Regions from separate parts of the Homo sapiens genome. Here region 2 is linked to region 1. Evidence: read pairs that join two places in POLR2A ChIA-PET (ENCODE). Cell type or tissue: B cell. All regions are shown on one strand. Each heading gives the region's core, and the rest is flanking DNA. Links, peaks and the distances in the headings are about the cores only.

What was found. ChIA-PET counts read pairs that join two places held together with the same protein. Peaks named below come from ENCODE experiments on the same cell type or tissue, not always from the same donor. Only the 100,000 strongest peaks of a DNase experiment are listed, where the experiment ranks them.
Region 2: POLR2A ChIA-PET joins it to region 1 with 5 read pairs; 2 of 35 experiments call an interaction of 5 or more read pairs at or near these places.

Annotation. Positions count from the first base shown.
Region 1 is chr1:225,582,624-225,590,738 of GRCh38, reverse strand. All of the region lies in intron 1 of ENAH (ENAH actin regulator), which reads left to right. Among named protein-coding and RNA genes, the nearest start is that of ENAH, 66 kb to the left of the region's middle. In B cell, for the core only: no CTCF peak of the experiment used is centred there; no DNase peak of the experiment used is centred there.
Region 2 is chr1:225,855,992-225,858,491 of GRCh38, reverse strand. It overlaps TMEM63A (transmembrane protein 63A), which reads left to right. Exons shown (of 25, transcript NM_014698.3): 16 at 1,475-1,581; 17 at 1,754-1,840. Among named protein-coding and RNA genes, the nearest start is that of TMEM63A, 25 kb to the left of the region's middle. In B cell, for the core only: no CTCF peak of the experiment used is centred there; no DNase peak of the experiment used is centred there; H3K27ac peaks cover 1,189 bases.

The DNA.
Region 1 (8,115 bases), core at 2,451-4,950:
GTAGAGATGTTTGGGTGGTAGAATTGACAGGGCTGGAGACTGACATAGGGATGTTGGCAGAGGAGTCATCTAGGGCACTCCAGTTTCTAGCTCGGGCCAGACAGTATGGTTTTGGTATCCTTCATCTGGGAAAGGGAATGGGGGGGAGAAAAATAGGTTGTATTTTGAGGTATGTATGATATCTAAGTAGAAACACATAATAGGCAGCTGTTTATGTGAGTTTGTTGCTCAGGAGAGAAGTATGGACTGTAAATACCTATTTGCCTTTTTTCTTTTTTCTTTTTTCTTTTTTTTTGAGACAGGCTAGAGTGCAGTGGTGCGATCTCAGCTCACTGGAACCTCCACCTCCCGGGCTCAAGTGATTTTTGAGCCTCAGCCTCCTGAGTAGGTGTGCGCCATCATGCCCGGGTAATTTTTGTATTTTTTAGTTGAGACAGCGTCTCACCATGTTGGCTGAGCAGGTGTCGAACTCCTGGCCTCAAGTGATTCGGTCTCCCAAAGTGCTGGGATTATAGGCGTGAGCCACCACGCCTGGCCCCTGTTTGGCACTTTTTAACAGGTATTAGTTGAAATGGTGAATTTGGAATCTGTGTTTAAACCTTGGTGCTGTGTGTGTGTGTGTGTGTGTGTGTGTGTGTGTGTGTGTGTGTGTGTGTTGAGTGATGAGGGGAGGCAATTAGTCACCACAGCATCTACCAAATTTTATTATCATTTATATGTTGTTTCTCAACCCATTTGATTTAAAATTCTTAGAATACTTACTTGAATGAATATGGAGAAATAAAACATGACATTCTTTTCCCCTCTAATGAAGTCTGTGCATAATTAGTTCTTTTATTAGAAAAAGCTGCACGGGGAGTGCACACATGCTTAATTTTCCCTTCAACATTTTATTATGAAAAATTTCAAGAATACAGAATGGTTGAATTTTTCTGTTAACATATGTATACCCACAATCTAGAGCCTACTATTAATATTAACATTTTACTATATTTGCTTTATCACACATCTGTCTCTCCATCCTTCTCTGTATACAGTTGGCCCCCTATGGGTTTCATATCCACAGATAAAAAATATTAAAAAACAATGCAACAATAATACGCATAAAAATACAATGCAGTATAACAACTATTTACATTGTATTAGGTATTATAAGTAATCCAGAGATTTAAAGTATACCAGAGGATGTGTATAGGTTATATGTAAATACTATACCATTTTATGTAAGGGACTTGAGTATTAGCAGATTTTAATATCTGTGGGAGTCCTGCAGCCAGTTCCTCCGAGGATACTGAGGGCTGACTATAATTTATTTATTTATTTAGATGCATTTCTAAATAAAAAGTAAGTTGTAGTCAGCACACTATTGCCTAAGTATGTCAGTATTTATATCGTTACCTAGGGTTCAATAATGCTTATATATATTTTTTCCTTTTGTGATATATATATAGCGGAATGCACAGATTATTGGGAAAGTTTTAACAGATGCAAACGTGTAACTCAAACTCCTTTCAAGATTACAGAATGTTCTGGGGGTGATGGCAAAATTCCCTGAAGCTCCTTCCCATGTCACTCCTCGCTTTGCCTCCCCTGCTGCCCATACTGTTTTGTTTCTACTATAGATTAGCTTTTTTTTCCTGTTCCAGAATTCATCTAGGAACCGTAAAATATATACTCTTGTGTAAGGCTTTCTTCACAGCATAATGTTTTTGCAATTTATCATGTCATGTATATCAGTTGTTTGCTTTTCTTGTTTTCTGATGAATCTTTGGGTGAATACACCACAATTTATTCATCGTCTTGTCGATGGATACCTGGGCTGTTTCCAGTTTTGAGCAATACCTAACATTGAAATTGACTTGTCAGAGGGTAGGTGTTTGTTTAATTCTGTAAGAAACTGCCAAGTTTTTTCCTTTTTTTTTTTTTTTTTTTTTTTTGACACAGACTTGCTCTATTGCCAGGCTGGAGTGCAGTGGCACGACCTCGGCTCACTGCAACCTCCGCCTCCCATGTTCAGGCGATTCTGCCTCAGCCTCCTGAGTAGCTGGGACTACAGGCATGCGCCACCAAGCCCAGCTAATTTTTGTATTTTTAGTCGAGACGGCGTTTCACCGTGTTGGCCAGGCTGGTCTCAATCTCCTGACTTCGTGATCCGTCCACCTTGGCCTCCCAAAGTGTTGGGATTACAGGCGTGAGCCACTATGCCCGGCCCCAACTTTTCTTTCAAAGTTTGTTGAACCATTTTATACTCTCACCATTGCTGTGTGGGAGTTAGGGTTAAACCATGTTTTAGCCATCCTGCTGGTTATGTAGTGGCATCTTATTGTGATTTTAACTGGCGTTTCCCTGATGATTAATGATTTAACACAAATTTACTGAGCATTTATATATCATGTTTTGTGACATCTGTTCAACTTATTTGCCCAATGTTTTATTGGTTGTTGGAGTTTCAGAAATGTTGGATTCATGTCAGATTTATGTTTCGTAGATTTTTTTCTTCATCTGTGCCTTGCCTATGTATGCATTCTCTCCCTTTTCCCCTCCTCCCTCTCTTTCTTCCTGTAACAGCTTTATTGAGAAAAAATTTATATACTCTATGCATTTTCTTAAAAGTGTCTTTTTATGGGAGAAAATTTTAATTTGCCTTTTTTCCCTGTAATTATTGAGAAGAGCTTTTGCCTTCCTGTGATGATTTTTCTCCTAGGTTTCCTTCTCCAAGTTTATGGGTCTAGCTTTTAGGTTTAAATCGATATATCTTGAATAATTTTTTTGTATGGTGTGAGGTATGCATTGAGATTTTTTTTCTGCATGCATATCCAGTTGTTCCAGCACCACTTATTGAAAAGATTATCTTTTCTCCACTGACGTCTTTTTAAAAAATTAGTTGTCTTTATATGTGTTGATTTCTGGACTCTGTCCTGTTTCATTGATATATTTGTCTATTTTTGAGGCCACTACCATACCCTCTTAATTGCTGTAGCTTTGTAATCTTGAAATCAGATACTATTAGTCTTCTATCATTATTCTTTTTTTGTTGTTGTTTTGGATATTCTGTGCTCTTTGAATTTCCATATGAATATTATAATTAGTTTGTCAATTTCTACAAAAATGGCTTGATGGGATTTTCATTGTGATTGCATTTAACTTGTAGATTAATTTAGGAGAGACTTGACATCTTAACAATATTGAGGCTTCCAATCCATGAACATTGTATATGTTTAAGTTTTTTAAAATTTCTCTTACCAGTGTTTTTTAGTTTTCAGCATAAAGATTTTACGCATGATATTATGAAGATTTTCTTTTTTGGGTGCTATTGCAAATGCAGTTTTTAAAACTTTATTTTTCTGGTTTGTTGTTGCTACTATATAAAAAATGCAACTGATTTTTTAAATTAAACTTGAATCCTGTGACCTTGCTAAATTCACTTACTAATTTGCTGCTTTGTAGATTCCTTAGGATTTTCCATAAGCAGCAATTCGTCATCTGCAAGTAGAGGCTATTTTCCCTTTCTGTCCTTTCTTTTTTTTCCTTTTCTTTCTTTGCCTTAGTGCAAAGGCTAGGACCACCAATACAATGTTGAATAGAAGTGGTTAATCCTTGCCTTCTACCTGACCTTAGGGGGAAGGAGTTCAGTATTTCAAAATTAAGTATGATGTTCTAGATATTTTAATATATGATCTTTATCACATTAGGGGAAATCACTTCTCTTCCTACTTTTCTGAGAGTTTTTGTCAAGACAGATGTTGCATTTTATCCCTGCTTTTTCTGTCCCCCAGCCAACCCCACCCCCACCTCTTTTTTTTTTGAGATGGTCAGCCTCCTGAGTAGCTGGGTCTACAGGCACGTGCCACCACGCCTGGCTACTTTTTGTATTTTTAGTAGAGACAGGGTTTCACCATGTTGGCCAGGCTGGTCTCGAACTCCTGCCCTCAAGTGGTTCGCCTGCCTTGGCTTCTCACAGTGCTGGGATAACGGGTGAGCCACCATGCTCGGCCTTTTTCTGCCTCTTTTGCATTACGTTGTTCTTCTCCTTTATTCTGTTACGGTGAATTACCTTGATTTTCAGATGTTAAACCAATCTTGCATTCCTGGAATAAACCCTACTTTGTCATGATGTGTTAGTATTTTAATATTGCCAACTTTGATACTATTTTGTTAAGAAATTTTGTGTATTATTTAAGGATAATATGATTTTCTTTATTTGTAATATCTTTGTGTGGCTTTCATGTTGGGATCACGCTGGTCTCATGAATCAAGCTGGAAATGTTTTCTTCTTTATTTTTTTGAGAGTTTATATAATATCAGGGCTGTTTTTTCCTGAGCTATTTGACACAATTCACTAGTGAAACCATGTGCCTGGAGTTTTGTTTGTGAGGAGCTTCATATATCAATTTCTTTCTTCCTTTTCCCTCTACTTTTCCCTTTTCCTTCCCCCTCCTCTCCCCTCTTTTCTTCCCCCTCCTTCTCCTCTTTTTCTTCCTTTTTTTTTTTTTTTTTGAGCTTGTCTCCCAGGCTGGAGTGCAGTGGTGCAACCTCGGCTCACTGCAGCCTCCGCCTTCCGGGTTCAAACGATTCTTATGCCTCAGCCTTGAGTTCCTTGGCTCAGCTGATCCTCCAGCCTCATCTTCCCAAGTAGCTGGGACTACGGGTGCACGCAGCCATGCCTGGCCAATTTTTAAAATTTTTTATAGAGTTAAGAGTCTGACCTTGTTGCCCAGGCTGGTCTCAAGCTCCTGGGCTCAAACAGTTCTTCCACCTTGGCCTCCCAAAATGCTGAGATTACAGGCGTGAGCCGCCATGCCCATTCTTTTCTAACTTAAGAACGAAGCTCAAGTCTTTGCTTTTAGGCCTTTCTTTTCTCATATATGCATTCACAACTATAAATTTCCCATTCGTCACTGCTTTAGCTGCATCTCATGATTTTTTTCTTATTTATTTATTATTATTTTTTACACAGGGTCTCACTCTGTCTCCTAGGCTGGAGTGCAGTGGTACAGACATGCTTCACTGCAGCCTCAGCCTCCTGGGCTCAAGCAATTCTCCCACCTCAGCTTTCTGGGTAGCTGGGACTACAGGTGCACACCACCACGCCCGGCTAATTTTGTATTTTTTTAGTAGAGACAGGATTTCTCCATGTTGGTCAGGTTGGTCTCGAACTCCCGACCTCAGGTGATCCACCTGCCTCGGCCTCCCAAAGTGCTGGGATTATAGGCATGAGCCACTGCACCTGGGCAATTTATTCAATTTTTTTTTATGGCCCAGCATATCATCTATCTTGGTGATTATAGATGTACTTGAAAAGAATGTGTATTCTGCAGTTATTATGTATAGTGTCTTTAAAATATCAAATGAGTCAAAGTGGTTAATAACCTTCATTTATTCTATGTGCTTGCAAATTTTTTTGTGTACTTCTGTTGTCTAGTTTTATCAGTTTAAGGGGGTGTTAAAATTTACAACTAATACTGTGAAAATGTCTTTTTCTCTTTCTCTGTTTTTTTTTTTTTTTTTTTTTTTTTTTTTTTTGAGACAGGGTATCACTCCGTCGCCCAGATGGGAGTGCAGTGGCATGAGCTCAGCTTGCTGCAACCTCTGCCTCTCAGGCTCAAGCGATTCTCCTGCTTCAGCCTCCTGAGTAGCTGGGATTATAGGCACACGCCACTACTGCCTGGCTAATTTTTGTATTTTTAGTAGAGATATGGTTTCACCATGTTGGCCAGGATGGTCTTGAACTCCTGACCTCAAATGATCCACCTGCCTCAGCCTCTCAAAGTGCTGAGATTTTTCCCTTTAATTCTGTCAGTTTTTGCTTTATGTATTTAGAGATGGTGATTAGGTGGCTGTACATTCAGGATTGTTACTTGTTTCTGATGAATTGACCATTTTATAATTTTGAAAAATTCCTCTGCTTAAAAGTCTACTTTATCTGATACTAATGTGTCAATTCTGATATTACTATATGGGTACTGTTTTCATGACATATAATATTTTATTTACTTTGTTCCTTTTTTTATGTTACTTTGAAGATCTTGTTGCTTACCAATGTTTATTTACTTTGAACCTACCTGCTTTCTGTATATTTAAAGTGCATCTCTGTGGGCAGCATGTAATTGATTCTTTATTATCTAATGTCTGCCTTTTAATGAGAGTGTTTAGTCATTAACATTTCATGTAATTATGGAGAGGTTGGACTTCAGTCTACCATTTTAATATTTGTATTCTGTTTGTCCCTTCTGTTTTCAGTCCTTTGTTATTCCTTTTCTGCCTTTTTGGGGGATAAATTGAATACCTTTAGAATTCTATTTTAATTTTTCTACTGACTTTTTTGCTATACCTCTTTGCATTTTCTCTCTCCTGTTAGTTATTGCTTTCACTTTTACCATTTACTTAGAGTTAATGTTGTAGCACTTTGCATAAAATGTAGAAACCTTGCAACTCTCTAGGTTTGTTCCCCCCAGTTTGTTTTGCTGTATTTGTCTGATATATCCTATCTGCATAATTTGAAACTTCTTAAGATAACGTTACAAGTTTTACCTTAAAAGAACACAGTCCAATTTATATTTATCCTGTATTTACCTTTTTTGTTTTTGAAACAGAGTCTTGCTCTGTCGCCCAGGCTTGTGTGCAGTGGCACAATCTTGGCTCACTGCAACCTCCATCTCCCGGGTTCAAGCAGTGCTTGTGTCTTAGCCTCCCAAATAGCTGGGATTACAGGTGTGCACCACCACACCTGGCTAATTTTTGTATTTTTAGTGGAGATGGCGTTTCACCATGTTTGCCAGGCTGGTCTTGAACCCCTGGCCTCAAGTGATCTGCCTGCCTTGGCCTCCCAAAGTGCTGGGATTACAGGTGCGAGCCACTGTGCCCGGCCTACATTTACCATTTTTGATGCTCTTCATTTCTTTTCTTTCTTTCTTTTCTTTTTTTTTTTTTGAGATGGAGGTTTGCTCTTGTTGCCCAGGCTGGAGTGCAGTGGTGCAATCTGGGCTCACTGCAACCTCCACCTCCCAGGTACAAGTGATTCTCCTGACTTAGCCTCCCAGGTAGCTCAGATTACAGGCATGCGCCACCATGCCTGGCTAACTTTTTTTGTATTTAGTAGAGACAGGGTTTCACCATGTTAGGCTGGTCATGAACTCCTGACCTCAGGTGATCCACCCGCCTCTGCTTCCCAAAATGCTGGGATTACAGGCATGTGCCACTGCGCCCAGCCTAATGCTCTTCATTTCTTACAGACTATTTGAGTGTCTGGTACCATTTTCTTTCAACTTGAATAATTCTCTCTCTCTTTTTTTTTTTTTTTTTTTTGATACAGGGTCTTCCTCTGTCGCCCAGTCTGGAGTGCAATGGCGCGATCTTGGCTCACTGCAACTCCACCTCCTGGTTCAAGCAATTCTCCCACCTCAGCCTCCTGAGTAGCTGGGATTACAGGCACCCGCCATCATGCCTGGCTAGTTTTTGTATTTTTGTAGAGATGAGGTTTCACCATGTTGGCCAGGCTAGTCTTGAACTTCTGACCTCAGGTGATCTGCTCGCCTCAGCCTCCCAAAGTGCTGAGATTACAGGTGTGAGCCACCTCGCCTGGCCTCTTTTTTCTTAAAATATCTTTATTTGCCTTCATTTTTAAAGAATATTTTCCCTGGATATGGAATTCTAGATTGGCAGCTTTGTATTTGAGCTCTTTAAAGATGTTGTTTTATTGTCTCTGTTCTCTTTTGTTTCTGCAGTACAATATGAAGATGTCTGTGGTCATCCAATTTATTGTTCTTCTTTATGTAAAGTTTCATTTTTCTCTAGCCATTTCAAGTATCTTCGTCTTCAACTGTGATATACCTACTTGTGGTTGTTTTTAGATTGAATATGCTTTGCTCTTTTTTGCGGAGAGTGGGGAGTTGTCCCAGACTCTTACACATATTAATATGTTAGCCCCAATGATACTGTCCCACAGATCTGTATAACTTGGTTGGACTCAAAACAGCAAATTCTGTCTTTTAGGCAGTGGGTCATATTTTGGTTCAGCTCTTTTAGTTACTTGGAAACTGCCCTACACATGAGTAGATCAGGGATCATCCAGAGATTTAGGCAGAGTTTATATACAGAATTTGGGGTTCCTTCCTG
Region 2 (2,500 bases), core at 1-2,500, 270 kb before region 1:
TTAGCTGGGCGTGTTGGTGGGCGCTTATAATCCCAGATAGTCAGGAGGCTGAGGCAGGAGAATCGCTTGAACCGGGAGGTGGAGGTTGCAGTAAGCCGAGATTGCACCACTGCACTCCAGCCTGGGCGACAAGAGCGAAACTCCATCTCAAAAAAAAAAAAAAAAAAAAAAAACAAACTATTCTGTATAGGTAATGAACGATTTTCAAAAATCTTAGATGAATCAATGAGATAACAGCCAAACACTCACTCAACTGGCATCTACTCAAAAAGCTATTGGTTTCTCATGATTAGCTTTGCCAAACCATCTCCCTAGATTATTTTTCTTTTTAAATTTCACTTTGCATTTGGTTAATCATTCCCTGGGAAAGCACACGGGGCAGGTGGGCCTCCTTGTCTTCACTTTGCCATTCCCTATCTGATGAATTCTGAACCTCAGTTTTTCATCCAAGAACTGGAGTTAAAACACCTGCACTATTATACAGGGCGTGAGGCTGTTGTCATGATAATCAATGAGCTGATGTGTGGTTGAAGCTCTTATCTGACTCCATAGATAGTTTTAAACTACCTAAGTATAAATTCAGCAGCTTTGCTTAAGATTTAAAGCAGGTATTATAAATATGCATTCCTTTGCCAATCTTTTAATAGAAGGACAGGCCTATTCTTTTGAAGATGGATCTGCTGATGAGAGCTCCCCTTTGTCTACTTTACATCAACCACACCCTTATTTCATTGTTTTGTGATTCCAGTGTTGGTTTCTTTAAAGTAAAGGAAGAATTTAGATATTTGCCGAGCCATTCTGAATATAGAAACTTCCTAGATCGCATATCCCTTGATCTTTTATCGTTAATTTACTCTCATCTAATTAACAGCGTTTTGTTTTTTTTTTTAGAAATTGACTTTTATTAAGTCTTTCCAAAGTAGCCAACTTAGTTTTCAAAGAAAATTTCTCTCTATTTTTATGTTCATCTAATCAGTGACAGTAATAAGTCAATCAGCTCATGTAATCCCAGTAACAAACAGCAGGATTGTGGACACACACAGTGGAGCCCTGATATGCTGCAGCTGGACAGTGGGAGCTGAGCAGGCAGGGCACCCCCCCCCCCCCGCCCCGCCGGCCAGGACTCCAGGCCTTCGGTGTTCAGTCTTGCCATGGCATCAGTCATTGGTTTTGTATAGGGAGCAGAGAAGGTTATTTAATCTGGTTAGTCAGATAAGTGGAGTTTACTCGTATGTGAAATTGCTTTCTTTGCTGTGCTGTGAGGAGCTGTACAAATATAAGGTGCTGTTACTGATTATTCAGCCAACATTTATGGACTACCAACTCTGTACCTGGCACAGTTTTGGTTCTGGGGTCAGAGATGACAAACTCCTACCCTGGGAGTCCACTGAGCGACCATACCAATAGGTCATGGCCTCAGAGCCGCGTGGCCCACGGCCCCTGTGACTCTCTCTGCTGTGGACCTTTCTCCTAGAACCCGATCATCAGCCAGTTCTTCCCCACCCTCCTGCTCTGGTCCTTCTCGGCCCTGCTCCCCTCCATTGTCTACTACTCTACACTGCTGGAGTCTCACTGGACCAAGTGAGTGCCCGGGAGCCCCGAGGCCCTGCCCCTAAGAAGGATATCTCTGACCGCTCCCTTGTCCACACCCTAACCCCCCAGCTGCTCAGGCAGTGGGCACATGGCAGGGGCCTCACTGGGGGCACATAGAGCATTTGGGGGACTGCGAGTGCTCACCTTTGACTTCCTGCAGGTCGGGGGAAAACCAGATCATGATGACCAAAGTCTACATATTCTTGATCTTCATGGTGCTGATCCTGCCCTCCCTGGGTCTCACCAGGTATATGCCACCACCTTCTGCTCTAAATTCAGAATAAGAGTCACATCAGGAGAGCACTGTCCCCAGGAGAATGCAAACGGTTTGGCAGCAGAAGCAAACCTCTAACAATATCTAAGCCTGTCGCAACCACTCGGCGTGCAGTAGGGCTGGGTCATTGATTCTTCTGGCAATATGATTGATTGTTCTTCTTTAAAAAAGAAAAAAACACCATATTGGTCAGGCTGTTCTTGAGCTCCTGACCTCAGGTGATCCACCCGCCTCGGCCTCCCAAAGTGCTGGGATTACAGGCGTGAGACTCTGTCTCAAAAAAAAAAAAAAAAAAAACCAGCTTGAAAATTTTGTGGCCAGGCACAGTGGCTCACGCCTGTAATCCTAGCATTTTGGGAGGCCGAGGTGGGCAGATTGCTTGAGCCCAGGAGTTCCAGCCTGGGCAGTCTGGCGAAACCCCATCTCTACAAAAGAGAAAAGAAAATGAAACTTATCAAGGACCTTCCACTTAGGGAAGGCCTCATCATGGCTTTATTTATCTCAAGGAAGGAAGTTTCTGTTAAAGCAGACTGTGACAGGTCATGCCGTAGTAAGTGGCATCGTTGAGAACAAAAGTCAATCTCGAGCTTTGGCCTGTTTTTAGAGCAAAAGAAAATGAAAGCATGTGTAGTG